2 separate regions of the Homo sapiens genome follow, and region 2 is linked to region 1. A link is an interaction called in ENCODE POLR2A ChIA-PET data of the cell type or tissue named here. Cell type or tissue: PC-9. All regions are shown on one strand. Each heading gives the region's core, and the rest is flanking DNA. Links, peaks and the distances in the headings are about the cores only.

What was found. ChIA-PET counts read pairs that join two places held together with the same protein. Peaks named below come from ENCODE experiments on the same cell type or tissue, not always from the same donor. Only the 100,000 strongest peaks of a DNase experiment are listed, where the experiment ranks them.
Region 2: POLR2A ChIA-PET joins it to region 1 with 7 read pairs; 2 of 35 experiments call an interaction of 5 or more read pairs at or near these places.

The regions. Positions count from the first base shown.
Region 1 is chr17:41,501,201-41,509,240 of GRCh38, forward strand. It overlaps KRT13 (keratin 13), which reads right to left and starts at 4,412. Exons shown (of 8, transcript NM_153490.3): 1 at 3,856-4,412; 2 at 2,443-2,525; 3 at 2,087-2,243; 4 at 1,737-1,898; 5 at 1,487-1,612; 6 at 1,174-1,394; 7 at 519-544; 8 at 1-162. The coding sequence starts at 4,350. The coding sequence ends at 56. In PC-9, for the core only: no CTCF peak of the experiment used is centred there; DNase peaks (open chromatin) are centred at 4,571, 5,391 and 6,501; H3K4me3 peaks cover 3,158 bases; H3K27ac peaks cover 4,276 bases.
Region 2 is chr17:41,610,408-41,615,407 of GRCh38, forward strand. It overlaps KRT16 (keratin 16), which reads right to left and starts at 2,360. Exons shown (of 8, transcript NM_005557.4): 1 at 1,751-2,360; 2 at 1,232-1,314; 3 at 938-1,094; 4 at 662-823; 5 at 447-572; 6 at 1-144. The coding sequence starts at 2,281. RefSeq lists an enhancer at 3,391-3,939. In PC-9, for the core only: no CTCF peak of the experiment used is centred there; a DNase peak (open chromatin) is centred at 2,564; H3K4me3 peaks cover 1,253 bases; H3K27ac peaks cover 1,816 bases.

The DNA.
Region 1 (8,040 bases), core at 1,714-6,713:
CCGGCTCTCTCCTCCTCTGGGTGCTGAAGACAGAGGGAGGGGACGCCAGGCAGATTTAAGGCCTACGGACATCAGAAGTGCGGCGACCAGAGGCATTAGAGGTGGTGGTAACAGAGGCACTAGAAGTCGTGGTAACAGAGGTGCTACGGGGGCTGACGCTTCCTGGGAAACAAGAGACAAGACATGCTCAGGCTGGAGAAGACCCACCTCAGGACAGGGCAGGGCCCCCCTGGAGGGCTCACAAACTCCTCATTAGTCAGGTGGTGCGTGGATGGAGACTCTTTATTGTCCCCAAAGATGGCTCTTCCCAAGACAGCCAAATAGCTCTGTGGGGCAGAGCCATCAGTTTCAAAAGGAAAATCAGTGAGCGAATGACCACTTCCACCCCAGCTCTCCCCCTCCCTACACTGGAGAGCCCAGCACTGGCTCCCTCCCTCCCCGCCAGCTCCCACCCCCATTGGGGCAGTGAATGGGAGGCTAACTCTGCCTCCCCCTACACCACGGGGCTGTTCCCTTACCTGCTGAGGAAGGGAAACCAATCATCCTGGGAGAGAGGACAGAGGTGGCCATGAGCAGAGGGTAACTGAGGGCAGGTGCTTACCTGTTCCTCTGGGGAAGTGCCTCGGCTTATCATTTCAAGCCCCTGGGCTGGACTCTAGTGCCTCCTAGCTGTGCCCCCAGCTCAAGGGACAGCAGCATCAGGTGCCCACTGGGACTGTCTGTCTTTCCTGTCTGTCTGTCTGAGAGGTCTCAAGGGGAGATATTATTAGCCACAAGATTCAGGGTGTTTGTCTTCCCTCTGGATCGCCCAAACCCGCAACCCTCCACCTGAGCCCTGAGCCCACAGGGGTGGCTTGATTTCTGCAAAGGGTCTAAAGGCAGTTAAAGCACCATAGTAATAGCTTTGTTCAGCTGAGCTGTATCCAAGCTCATGTTTTTCCAATATCAGATGTTCCCTCCATGGTCTCTGTTCCCTCCAGTCTAACTTGGAGGCCCAAATTAGAAAGTTTAAAGGTGTTAACCCTGCAGCCTACCAAGGAAATGTCCCCGTAAAGTCAGACAGTGAGGGGTCTCCTCTCTGACATGAGGGGGTGGATCTCTAAGGCCCTGCCTGCTCTGACACCCACGGGTCCTGCAGTCACTATCCTAAGAAAGAGGCTGGAGAGGACCTACTTGGCGTCCTGGCCCTCGAGCAGGCTGCGGTAGGTGGCGATCTCCTGCTCCAGACGTGTCTTGATGTCCAGCAGCATCTTGTACTCTTGGTTCTGGCACTCCATCTCACTGCGGAGCTCGCTCAGCTGGGCCTCGATGCTGCTGATGAGTCCCTGGATCTGCTGCAGCTGCAGGGCATAGCGGCACTCCGTCTCTGCCACCGTGTTCTCCAGCCCCGCTTTCTGGTGGAGCGACAGACAAGAAGTTACAGAGGGAGCCAGGCCAGAGGGAAACCTAGAGGTGGTCGCCACCGGGCAGGAGGCTGCAGGCATACCATGCTCAGCTGGGACTGCAGCTCAATCTCCAGGCCTTGGAGCGTGCGCCTGAGCTCCGTGATCTCTGTCTTGCTGGTCTGAATCATGGCAGTGTTGGTAGACACCTCCTTGTTCAGCTCTGCACTCTGAAATGCAAGCAGGAAGAAGGTGGTGGGGAAGCTCAGCTCGAGCAGCCTGACCAAGAGGCTGTGTCCGCCCGGCCCCCCTGGCTATATGGGATGGGCTATGTGGGGTGGGAGGGCCGGGTACCTTGGTGTGGAACCATTCCTCAGCATCCCGGCGGTTCCTCTCTGCCATGGCCTCGTACTGCTCCCTCATCTCTGCCAGCACGCGGGTCAGGTCAATGCCTGGGGTGGCATCCATCTCCACGTTGACCTGGCCGACCACCTGGTTGCTAAATTCCTTCATCTCCTGTGGGGATGGGAAAGGAAGATGTGTGAGGCTACTCATCCTCCCTCTCCTTGGCTCTGAGTGCTGGCAGAGTGTTCTGGAGAGTGTTTCCAGGTCCCACAGTGGAGGACTGTGTCCAGTTGCAGGGGAGGGCTCCTCCTTCTCACTGGAGGTTGTTGAGCCCAGGGCAGCCTGCAATTCCCGCTCACCTCTTCATGGTTCTTCTTCATGTAGGCTAGCTCTTCATTCAGGCTCTCGATCTGCATCTCCAGGTCAGTCTTAGACAGAGTGAGCTCATCCAGCACCCGGCGCAGGCCGTTGATGTCGGCCTCCACGCTCTGGCGCAGGGCCAGCTCATTCTCATACCTAAAATAGTAAAAAAATGAAATGTTTTTTGAAAAAGCAAGACATAAATGATATGAGACATTCTCCCTACCCCTGCACGAGACTCCAGTACTTCCAGACCTTCACTCCTGGGATGCTCCAGTGTCATTGGTCAGATGAGCTTTTGTCTAAACTAAGAGACTCCTGGGAAAGGAGAGGGAGGGGGAAAAAAAAAACTCACTTGAGCCTGAAGTCGTCCGCAGCCAGCCTGGCATTGTCAATCTCCAGGATGACCCGGTTGTTTTCAATGGTGGCGGTCAGGATCTACAAAATGCAGAAGAAGGTAACCTCTAGGGCATGGGTGTCCAGTCTGTTGGCTTCCCTGGGCCACATTGGAAGAAGAATTGTCTTGGGCAACACATCAAATACGCTAACACTAACGATAGCTGATGGGCTAAAAAGAAATTGGCAAAAATAAAAAATAAAAAAAAACTCAATGTTTTAAGAAAGCTTACAAATTTGTGTTAGGCCTCAATCAAAGCTGTCCTGGGCCACATGCAGCCCACCGGCCACAGGTTAGACAAGCTTGCTCTGGGGGGTCCACGTGCTTGAGGAGGTGGCCTGGGAAAACATGGGCAGGACCTGGTTCCCATGGGGCTCTACCTCTAAACTGTCCTGTGAGCTGGGACAAGGCATTTCCCTCTGGGCCTCCATTGCTCTTCTGTAAAGTGAGGAGTGGGGCTGCATCCCCTCCAATCGTTTCTAACACTTTAATATTCCATGTCTGAGCACCCTGGGGGAGATGCAGGGAGTGCATTTCTGAGGAACGACCTGCTGAGAACATCTTTGGTTCGTCATGTCTTGGCAGCCTCAGACTAGCACCCTCCCTAGGCCACTGTCTTGAGATCCATCCCCTGAAAGTCAGGAGGGACTCGGCTTGGTGCCACATATCTCACAATCACTTTGCTAGAGCTGACTTCCCAGCTGAGTGGAGGGGAAATCCAACAAATATTCCCATCCCTTTGAATTTCTTGTCTAAACGTTTATATTCCAAAGCAGTGAAAGCCTGCTCCACATGGCTGAGACTCAGCCCAGGCTGGTAGATTTCTGCTCCAACAGGCTGGTATCACAGCACAACAGACAGGGCTCAACAAAGGGCACCCAGGCTCGGCACTGCCTAAGCCTCTGCCTCTCTCTCCCCCAACTTGGCCATCGCCAGTTGAGAATACCAGTTTGAATGGGTCCCCTACAAAGTAAACAATTATTCCCAGGGCAATGAATGAACACGTCTCTCTTTCTCTGTTGATTTCATGCATTCTTAATGGCTTTTAAACCTGTCATGTTTCCAGATAACTCAGTAGGTTAGGATTATAGAGATCGAGTCATGAATAACATAACTGTCTGGAAAGCAGTAAAAAAACTGACCTGAGTAATAACAATCATAAAAATGAATAATGAGAGAAAATGCATTTGGGGAGTTGTGGCATGAGAAAGCCCATCAGAGGTAGAGACTCTTGGTAGTCAAACAGTAGGCTTTTCCCCTGCAAGAAGTTTGTGAATTCCGTCCACACCTAGTCCCCCACAACACTGTGTTTCTTGGCCTTGGAGGCTCTGCCCTTCATGGAGGACCCCTCCTCAGCTTCCAAGGGCTCACCTTGTCCCGGAGCTCTTCAATGGTCTTGTAGTAGGGGCTGTAGTCCCGCTCAGGGCTAGCTGGGCTCTGCTTCAGGTGCCAGTCACGGATCTTCACCTCCAGGTCAGCGTTGGCCTCCTCCAGGGCGCGCACCTTCTCCAGGTAGGAAGCCAGGCGGTCGTTGAGGTTCTGCATGGTGATCTTCTCATTGCCAGTGAGGAGGCCGCCATCACAAGCACCAAAGTCAACAAAGCCACCAGCAAAACCCCCACCAAAGCCACCTCCAAGGCCACCTCCATAGCCACCTCCAAGGCCACCTCCATAGCCACCTCCAAAGCCACTACCAGCCCCTCCACCAAAACCACAGCTCACGCCGCCTCCATAGCCCCCAGCTGATCCCCCGGACACAAACCGAGTTGAACAGGTAGAGACACCACGGCCTCCTCCCAGCTGGCAAGAGCCACCCCCGAAACCACCTCCATAGCTGGCAGAGGAGCTCTGCAGGCGGAGGCTCATGGTGAGAGCAGGATTGAGAGCAGGTGCAGATAGAAGCTTGCTTGGCCTGGGCCGAGGACTGTGGCTCTTCCCCAGAGTGGACACCTTTTATACACCTCCATAGGGGCTGGTTATCTTCTCTCCTCCCTTCCCCACCCTCTGACTTGGTGCCAACTACACTTCTGTTTCCCACAAGCTTAGTTATCTCTGATCTCTCCAGGGTGGGTTGTGCCTTTTGGGGGTGGCTTTTTTTTTAATCCTTAACAAAAAGAATGATTCAGAGGGGACAGCATTCTGCCTGAGACTGCCCTTTTGACAAGTGAATTCTGTTTCACCTCCACTTAAGGAGTTCACTGTGCAGGCTCTGAGCCCCACCCAGTATTAGAACGGGACCTGAGATGCGGAGGCCTGCCAGGAGCTTCTGCGAGGAAAGTGGTGGGTGCAGAGTGGCTCTGTGCTTTGCAAGGTCACCGTAGCCCTCGACCTTCCTTTTTTCTATACCTAAAACTTCTGACTGGGATGTCCTGGATCCTTCTTAGCACTTCATCTACTCCAGGGGCCCCAGCAACTCTGATGACAAACTTTGCTTGGTTCGATAGAATCACCTGCCTTGAAAGTATTTAGACTGAGAAAGAAATAGCTCCGAGGCCATCAGAAAAAGTCACAGTGACAGAGACCTTAAGGGATCTTAGGGACCATCAGACACAGCTGTGGAAACTCAGGCATGGAAAGAGGAAGTGGCCCTGTCCATTATCATAGCGAATATTCTCCGAGCCCTCACCATAGGCAGGAACTGGGTGAAGTTACTTTACACTCATCATCTCATTTAACCTTCACAGCAGCCACAGGAGGAGGGTCCTACTATTGCCCCCATTTACACATGAGGAAAATGAACCTTAAGGGCAGAATCAGGACTGAAATCCAAGTCTGGTTCTGTCTGACGCTAAGGTGCATTTTTTAGGTACATTTTTCATACAGTAAAATGTATAGATCACGTGTCCAGCTTGATGTCACGCATGGGTATGCACGACCTGTGTAAACACCACCCAGGACATTCCCAGCATTCCATAAAGGTCCTTGTACCTTTTCCCAGTCAATTACCTGACTCCACACCCCTGGTGTAACCACTCTTCCAACTTCTGTCCCCATAGACAAGTTCAGAGGTCCTCAGCTAGAGGCTGCTTTGCTCTCCAGGGGACGTTTGACAATGTCTAGGAACATTTTGGTTGTCACAACTTGGGGGCACTACTGATAGCTAAACACCAGGTATGCTGCTAAACATCCTATAAGGTGCAGGACTGTCCCCACAGCAAAGAATTATCAGACCCAAAATATCAATAGTGTTGAGGTTGAGATGCCTGGGTCAGTCTGGCCCTCGGGTTGAATCACTCCATTACGCTGACTGCTTTAGGGCACAGTCACATCCAGGAAGACGGCCCTGTAATAATGTGAGCAGGGTCCTTTCTAGTACGCCAGTCATATGAGGTCTGTCCCAGCCAAGAGGCCACATAAGAGGATGTGACACAGGACCCAGGGCCAGGGTCTCAGCTTAGGATCCTGAGATGTGGCTGAGAAACTCAGGGACTATGTAAGAACCCTGCCAGAGGGAGCTTCCCCATTCAGGCTGGGAGAAAAGGACCTCAGATGGCATCTGTGAGGCCAGGATAGAAGGTCCTCCATTCCAGGGCTGACAATGGAGGACCCTGAATGCAGACTCCCAGGCCCCACTCACCAAGGGGCCAGGGTTGCTGTGGATGGCATCTTGGGAGCAGCTTTCTGGCCCACAGCAGCCACAAAGGTCTGGATGATACCAGGCCAGGGGCTGGGTGGGGTGGCACAGGCATGAGGTTCTCCTGGAACCCCCTTCACTGATTCAGCAAGATCAGAAAGGAGAAATCTGAGTCAGGGCTTTCTGGGCCTTTGTTTTCTGGGGTAGAGAAGCGGGCCTGTGCTTCCCGCAGGGGTATCAGCAGGGACAGAGCCAGGGCACGTTGCCAGTGTTCTAACAGCCTTGCGAGGCCAGGGATTCAGGCTAACCCCTGACCCTGCCCGGCCCTCCTGCCCAAGCTGATGGCTCAGCTCTCTCTCTCTCTCTCTCTCTCTCTGAAAAGGGGTGATTCAGCCCAAAGCAGGAGCTCTTGCTCTCTCGGTAGAGGATCAAAACTGACAAGAAGGTGATTAATGGAACCTGCCATGCCTGGGGTAACAATGCCCCAAACCTCCCAGAGCTGACAAGCAGGTTCAGGCCAACGCCTCTTAGAGTAACAATGCTGCAGATCCTCCAAAGCCCCAGTAACACAAACACGGAGTGGCCCGTGACATTCCTTCCTTTGCGGGGTCAGGGCACAGCCTCTGCCCGCTTAGCGGGGACTTGTAATGCCTTGACACAGGACTGCCTTCCTCCAACCCGCAGTGAATCCCAGAGCCCTCTGGGAGGAAGCTAGGCAGAGATCCAACCAGGGACCCATCTTTTTTCCTATTTCCACCCTGGTCCTAATGGAAGAAGGAGAGAGCGCTGGGGCTGAGGCACTGCTACCTCGTCTTAAGCTTTCTGCTTTGTTTTTTGGCAAAAACAACAACAACAACAAAAAGAAACCCAATGACTGCGGTCTCCTCCCAAGAACGTTTCAAGGGAAGGAGCAGCAAAACTGCATTATGAGTACCCCTGCAAGCAAGGCTGGGCTTAACACACTGTCACCAAGTCTCACAACAGGAGAGGGTTTAAGTCAGCCCCATTTTATAGATGAGGCAGCCAAGGTTCAGGGAGGGAAAGTCACTTATCCAAGGATACCAAGAAAGCAAGATTTAGACCTGGCTTCTGGCCTTCTCTACCCTGATGACATCTCAGCAACCTTGCTGTGAATTCAGATGTATGATCTCTGAATGTTCTTAAAACCCTTGTAATTCCCTGAGTAATAAGGGTGCTAGGAGCATCTTAGTTCTAATGTTTAGTCTTTAAGCCCAGTTTCTGACATAGAACTTTTACTCCCTTAGAATCTCCTAGTGAAAGGAGCGTCTTCTGTTCTAATGAGGTGATTCTTGGTGAGCTCCCGGAGGGAGGCTGGTCACCACAAAGACTTTCAGCCCACCCCATCGCTGGTCCTCCGGGAAGGGGAGAGGGGCCGGACATTGAGTTTGTAATTGACTATGGCTATGTGATGAAGCCTCCATACAAATCCTTAAACTATGGAGTTCAGAGAGCTTCCAGGTTGGTGAACAAGAACACATCCATGTCCCAGGAGCATGGTGCACCCCAGCTTCACAAGGACAGATGCTCCTGCTCTCAAGACACCTCTGCACCTCGCCCTGTGTATCTCTTCATCTGGCTGTTCATTTTTATCCTTTAAAATACCCTTTGTCATAAATTGGCAACAATAAGTGCACTGTTTTCCTGGGTTCTGCGAGCTGTGCTACCAAATTATTGAACCCGAGAAGGGGGTCATCAACCCCTTGTGGTGATCTGTAGCCAAGTCAGACAGAAGTTGTGGGTCACCTCGGGACCTACTCTTTGCAGTTGGCATCTGAAGTTGGCTGTGGGGGCAGCCTGGTGGGACTGAGCCCCTAATCTGTGGGGTCCGTGCTAACTACAGTTAGTGTCAAAATAACATTGACTTCTAGGACACCCAGTTGGTTTCAGAGGATTGTTTTGTGGGAGGACACAGAACTGTTCTATGTTGAGCATGGGTATAGATAGGAAAAAGTAGGGGTTTT
Region 2 (5,000 bases), core at 1-5,000, 110 kb after region 1:
CTGGTACTCCTGGCTCTGCTGCTCCATCTCACAGCGTAGCTGGGCCAGCTGCTCCTCCACACTGCCAATCAGTCCCTGGATCTGGGACAGCTGCATGCAGTAGCGGCCTTTGGTCTCCTCCAGGCTGTTCTCCAGGGATGCTTTCTGCAAGTGAGAGAGAGAAAAAGAGTCCATGGAGGTGGTCACTCCTGTTCCTCCAGGTCTCTGGGCATGTTTTTTGAGAGATGCCTGGATTTTGATCCCAGTTGGGGTACTGATGGGCCAGACAATATGGAGAAAAGCTAGCCCACTATTCTAGGGCTTAGTTTCTCTATCTATATAACGGTCCCATGAGTCCCCTGGTCCCATCCTGAGAAAAGAAAGGTGGAACTAGACTGTGGCTTTTTGAGGGGGTGGTGGCCATTACTGGTGACTTGGGGGCTGCTGCTGTGCTGGGTCCTTCATACCATGCTGAGCTGGGACTGCAGCTCAATCTCCAGGCCCTGGAGCACCCTCCGGAGCTCCGTCACCTCACTGCGGCTGCTCTGTACCAGTTCGCTGTTGGAGGCCACTTCTTTGTTCAGCTCCTCGGTCTGAGGCAGGAAAGCAGAGTGAAAGGTGAGGCTCTCCCAAAGCCCCCAGCTGGGAAGTGCTGCAGGCTCACTGCGGGCCCGAGCCCCACCTTGCTCAGGAACCAGGTCTCAGCGTCTCTGCGGTTTTTCTCTGCCATCTGCTCGTACTGGTCACGCATCTCATTCAGGATGCGGCTCAGGTCCACGCCAGGTGCAGCATCCATCTCCACGTTCACATCTCCGCCGGTCTGACCTCTCAGAGCAAGCATCTCCTGGGAAGGGATGGCAGGAGGCGGTCAGTTCAGCAGACTTCTCTCCTGGCCCTGGGTGCATCTGGCAACCCCACCAAACCAGCCTCCCACCCCGGAAGCCAGCAGCGACCGTACCTCCTCGTGGTTCTTCCTCAGGTAGGCCAGCTCCTCCTTCAGGCCTTCGATCTGCATCTCCAGGTCAGTCCTGGCCAGGGTCAGCTCATCCAACACCCGGCGCAGGCCATTGACGTCGGCCTCCACAGTCTGCCGCAGGGCCAGTTCATGCTCATACCTGGCAGGACAGAGGTCAGGTCCTCAGGCTGCAGCCCTGAGGATTCTGAGGCTCGGGGTCTGCTGGCCCTGCTGGGTGGACCGCCCCACTCTTTGTCCCTTGCCCTCTGCCCCCAGCCCACCATGCTGGCTGCTCACTTGGTCCTGAAGTCATCGGCTGCCAGCCTGGCATTGTCAATCTGCAAAATGGGCTGCGCATTCTCAATGGTGGCCGCAATGATCTGGAGTGGGGATGGAGGACAGGAGCCCTGGTCAGCCAAGGACCTTACTACTTGAGCATGAAAGGCAGAAAGGGGCAAAAGGAACCGCCCCAAATCTGGAAGTCTTCTGGCTGGCAGGGCTGGCATGCCTTCTCCACCAGCTCAGGCTACGTAGGGATGCACTCCATCCCGATCACCCCCTTCCTGGGCCCAAGGCAGGGAAGCTGAACTTGCAGCTGAACCCTTGAAGGAAATAAGAGATTTAGGGTAACAGCCCCAGTCCGGGCACAGAGATACTGAAAAGGGACCCTCTGCTACCACTTCCCTGGGTGATCCTGGCCACTCCCCAAAGGTGCCCAGTCTCCCTGTTTGTAAAGTGTAATTGCTAAAAAGAGGTATCCCAAGGGCCACTGTAGCCCCAGCCTCTCTCAGTGCTCCATACACCAAAGTCACCCACCTTGTTCCTCAGGTCCTCGATGGTCTTGAAGTAGGGACTGTAGTCTTTGATCTCACTGGGCCGCTGCCTCTGGTACCAGTCACGGATCTTCACTTCCAGGTCGGCGTTGGCCTCCTCCAGAGCACGCACCTTGTCCAGGTAGGAGGCCAGGCGGTCATTGAGGTTCTGCATGGTCACCTTCTCACTGCCCACCAGAAGCCCATCACCACCAGCAAAACCACCACCAAAGCCAGCACCCAAGCCACCACCGAAGCCAGCACCAAGGCCACCACCATATCCTCCCCCGAAGCCACTACCAAAGCTGCTGCTGCTGCTGAAGCCACCGCCATAGCCGCCCCCCAGCCCGCAGGCTCCCCCAGAGGAGAAGCGAGAGGAGACAGACAGGCCGCCCCCGTAGGTGCTGGGGGCACGGCAGGACCCTCCGGCCAGGACGGAGGAGATGCGGCTGGAGCCGCCCCCGATGCCGCCTCCGATGCCGCAGGAGCCCTTCATGGAGCTGGAGGAGGTGAACTGGCGGCTGCAGGTGGTCATGGTGCCAAGGAGGGAGGTGAGCGAGTGAGCAGTTGGCTGAAAGAAGGAAAGGTGCTCAGGAAGGCTGAGAGCGTGCTGTGGCTGCCTCCAACCCCAGAGACCTTTATATGCAGCTGGGGAAGGCGGGGCCCTCCTAACTGCTGACTCCAGGTTCCCCTCTGGATTTCATCACTCCCGGTCCCGTCCAACTCCTCACTCTGGATTATTCAGCCCAGGATCAACTCTGCTGTGTGCCGGCTCAGAGTTCCCACCCAGCTTTGGGGGTGTGGGGCCGAGAGAAAAACACAGAAATGCGAGTTCGGTGGTGACTCAGGCTAGGCGGTGGGGAATCAGGCTCCCTTTCCTGGAGCCCTCGGGGCCAGTCGGGCCTTGGCACAGGTGGCTTTGTGGCAACTGCGTCCCCAGGCAGTGAGTCAGCCCTTCAGAAGAACTCCCTGCCCCACAGTGACAGCCTTGGCTGAAAGAGAGCTCAGTGATGCCATCCTGGGCTGTCTTGGGGAGCAGTTGTGGGGATCCCACATGTCCCACTCTGGGCAGGGGCAGAGTTCCTGTCTTCACTCTGCTTGCTGTGTGGCCTGAGGCTCCCCACCTCCCACCTCTGGGCCTGTTTCCCCTCAGTGACCAGGCTGGACTGGGTGACTGCAGAGTCCCTTCTGTTCTAAAAATCCTATAACTCTCTTTCCCCTCTTGGATCTAATTCCAGTTCCAGAGGCTGCCTTGAGCCCCCGGGATCTCCAGAAGTGTGTGCACCATACAAACAGCACTGGCCATGGAGCTAGACAGGCGGCACTGAGTCCCTGCTCTGCCCTTACCAACTGTACAGCACAGGCTGGTCCTATAGCCCCTTGGTCCTCAGTTTTCTCATCTGTAAAAGGGGATGACACACCACTAGCCACAAAGAAACATGCGCGAAGGACCCCACCGGCCCTTCCCCGAGGGCCAGCCCTGCCCCTCAGCCTCCCCATCCTGCCCCTCCAGCCACCTGCTCCTCACACTCACCTCTACACACTGGCACCATCCCGCACCCCTAAGCAGGGCCCTGCGCCCCCCACACTCCCAGCTGAAGAACACCACAGCCCCACACCTAGCTCTGCCACTCCTCTACCGCCCTCTCCTAATCACAGGCACCCCACCTGCAGGCTGGTGGGAGGGAGCCCCATCCTGCCACTACAGCCAGGTATGACCCCTGACCCCACCTGGGCCTCAGAGTCCCCCCCTACCCTGTAGAAACAGGACTAGCCGGGGATCCGTTCCCAGCAGTTCTCTCTCCTGTGTCCACAGATCCCAGGCTAGGCCTGGCAGCTCCATTCATCCAGCTGAGCTGGGGGAGAGCACTGGTTATGGGCCCACTCAGGCATGCATGGAGAGCCCAGTGTGTGCCATACAGTTCTGTGAGCGTAGAGATTCACTCAAAGTCACTCTGCTTTAAGCTGCAGAGCTGCAACTAGAACCCAGAACTCTGGCCCTCTCCAGGCTCCCACCATGCCTGCAGGCGGGGCCAGTATACCCAACTCTCACCCACCTCCCCACGATCACTGGCAGGAGGTCTGCCCATGGTGGGCATGGCCTTGGCCTGAGAGCCTGGTCCAGCACCGAGGACTGGAGGGAGGATGGAGGGGTCTGGGCACCAAGACGGGGCCTCCTCAGGGTGCTGTGGGGCATCCCTCGGTGCTGGCCACTGGCCTTGCTCTGCAGTGTCTCTGTTGAGGTGAGGAGCCCAGAGACAGCCTGCTTCTGCCTGAGCTCCACTGGGGCAGGCAATTCCTTGTCTCAGCAGAACCAGGGTTTTGTCACTGCTACATCTCCCCTGGTCATTCATCCCAGAGGTAAGAGCAGAACGGATGCACATCCCTTCAGAGTCAAACCTGGGAGAGGGAACCTGACACTCCTCACCCCTACCCCAAAAAGGGGCAAAGGGGACCCCGGAATCTTGGACAAAAACCTCAGTGTTCAGGTGTCAGGTTGGGCCTGGAGTTCTGGTCCATCCACAGACCCATCACCCTCAGAACTGAAAATGGTCTTCAAGGTCACCAAAGGCTATTAATACCCCAACTGGAGAGAGCGAAAGCCTTATCCAGGTTAAGCAGCACAAAAGTGAGAGAGCAGAGACTCGAGCCAGCTCTAACTCCCAAGCCAGGATTCACACCGACTCTCGTAGTAGAGTCTCTGAGAACTCTTCACTCTCTGCCCCCATCGTGTGTGCATGCACACACACCCCTTTCTCATTGGCTCACTGCCCCCCACCAAGTTCCCCATTCCAGGAGGTGTCAGGGCGGGATTATACACAAGCCCAGCACTGCAGACCTGGGGATCTGCATGGGCTGAGAAGCTGCAGGAAGTTGCTGACCAACGCGCCAAACTGCTCAGCCAACTCCATAGATCACGCACCTGCTGTGTGTACAGCTCTCGGGGGCTGGGGGTGAAGAGGGAGATGATGACATAGTCTCTGACCTTAGAAGAACTTATCATTTGACCCTGGAGGGAAAACTAATGCTGGAAAATACAGAACCTGGCTAGAAACCCTGGGGTGCTGGGCTTGCCTGCCATGCCCACACCACAGGAGGCAGCTGGGGTAGGCATTGCCCCGCTGAGCCTCAGCAGTAGAGGAGGGGGCTGCCCTCCTGGCCTTGATCCCTGAAAGGGTCCTAGCAGAGAGAGGCACCAGCAGGGCCTCAGAGGATCTGAGTTGACAGAGGAGGAGGAGGAGGCGTTTCCTGTG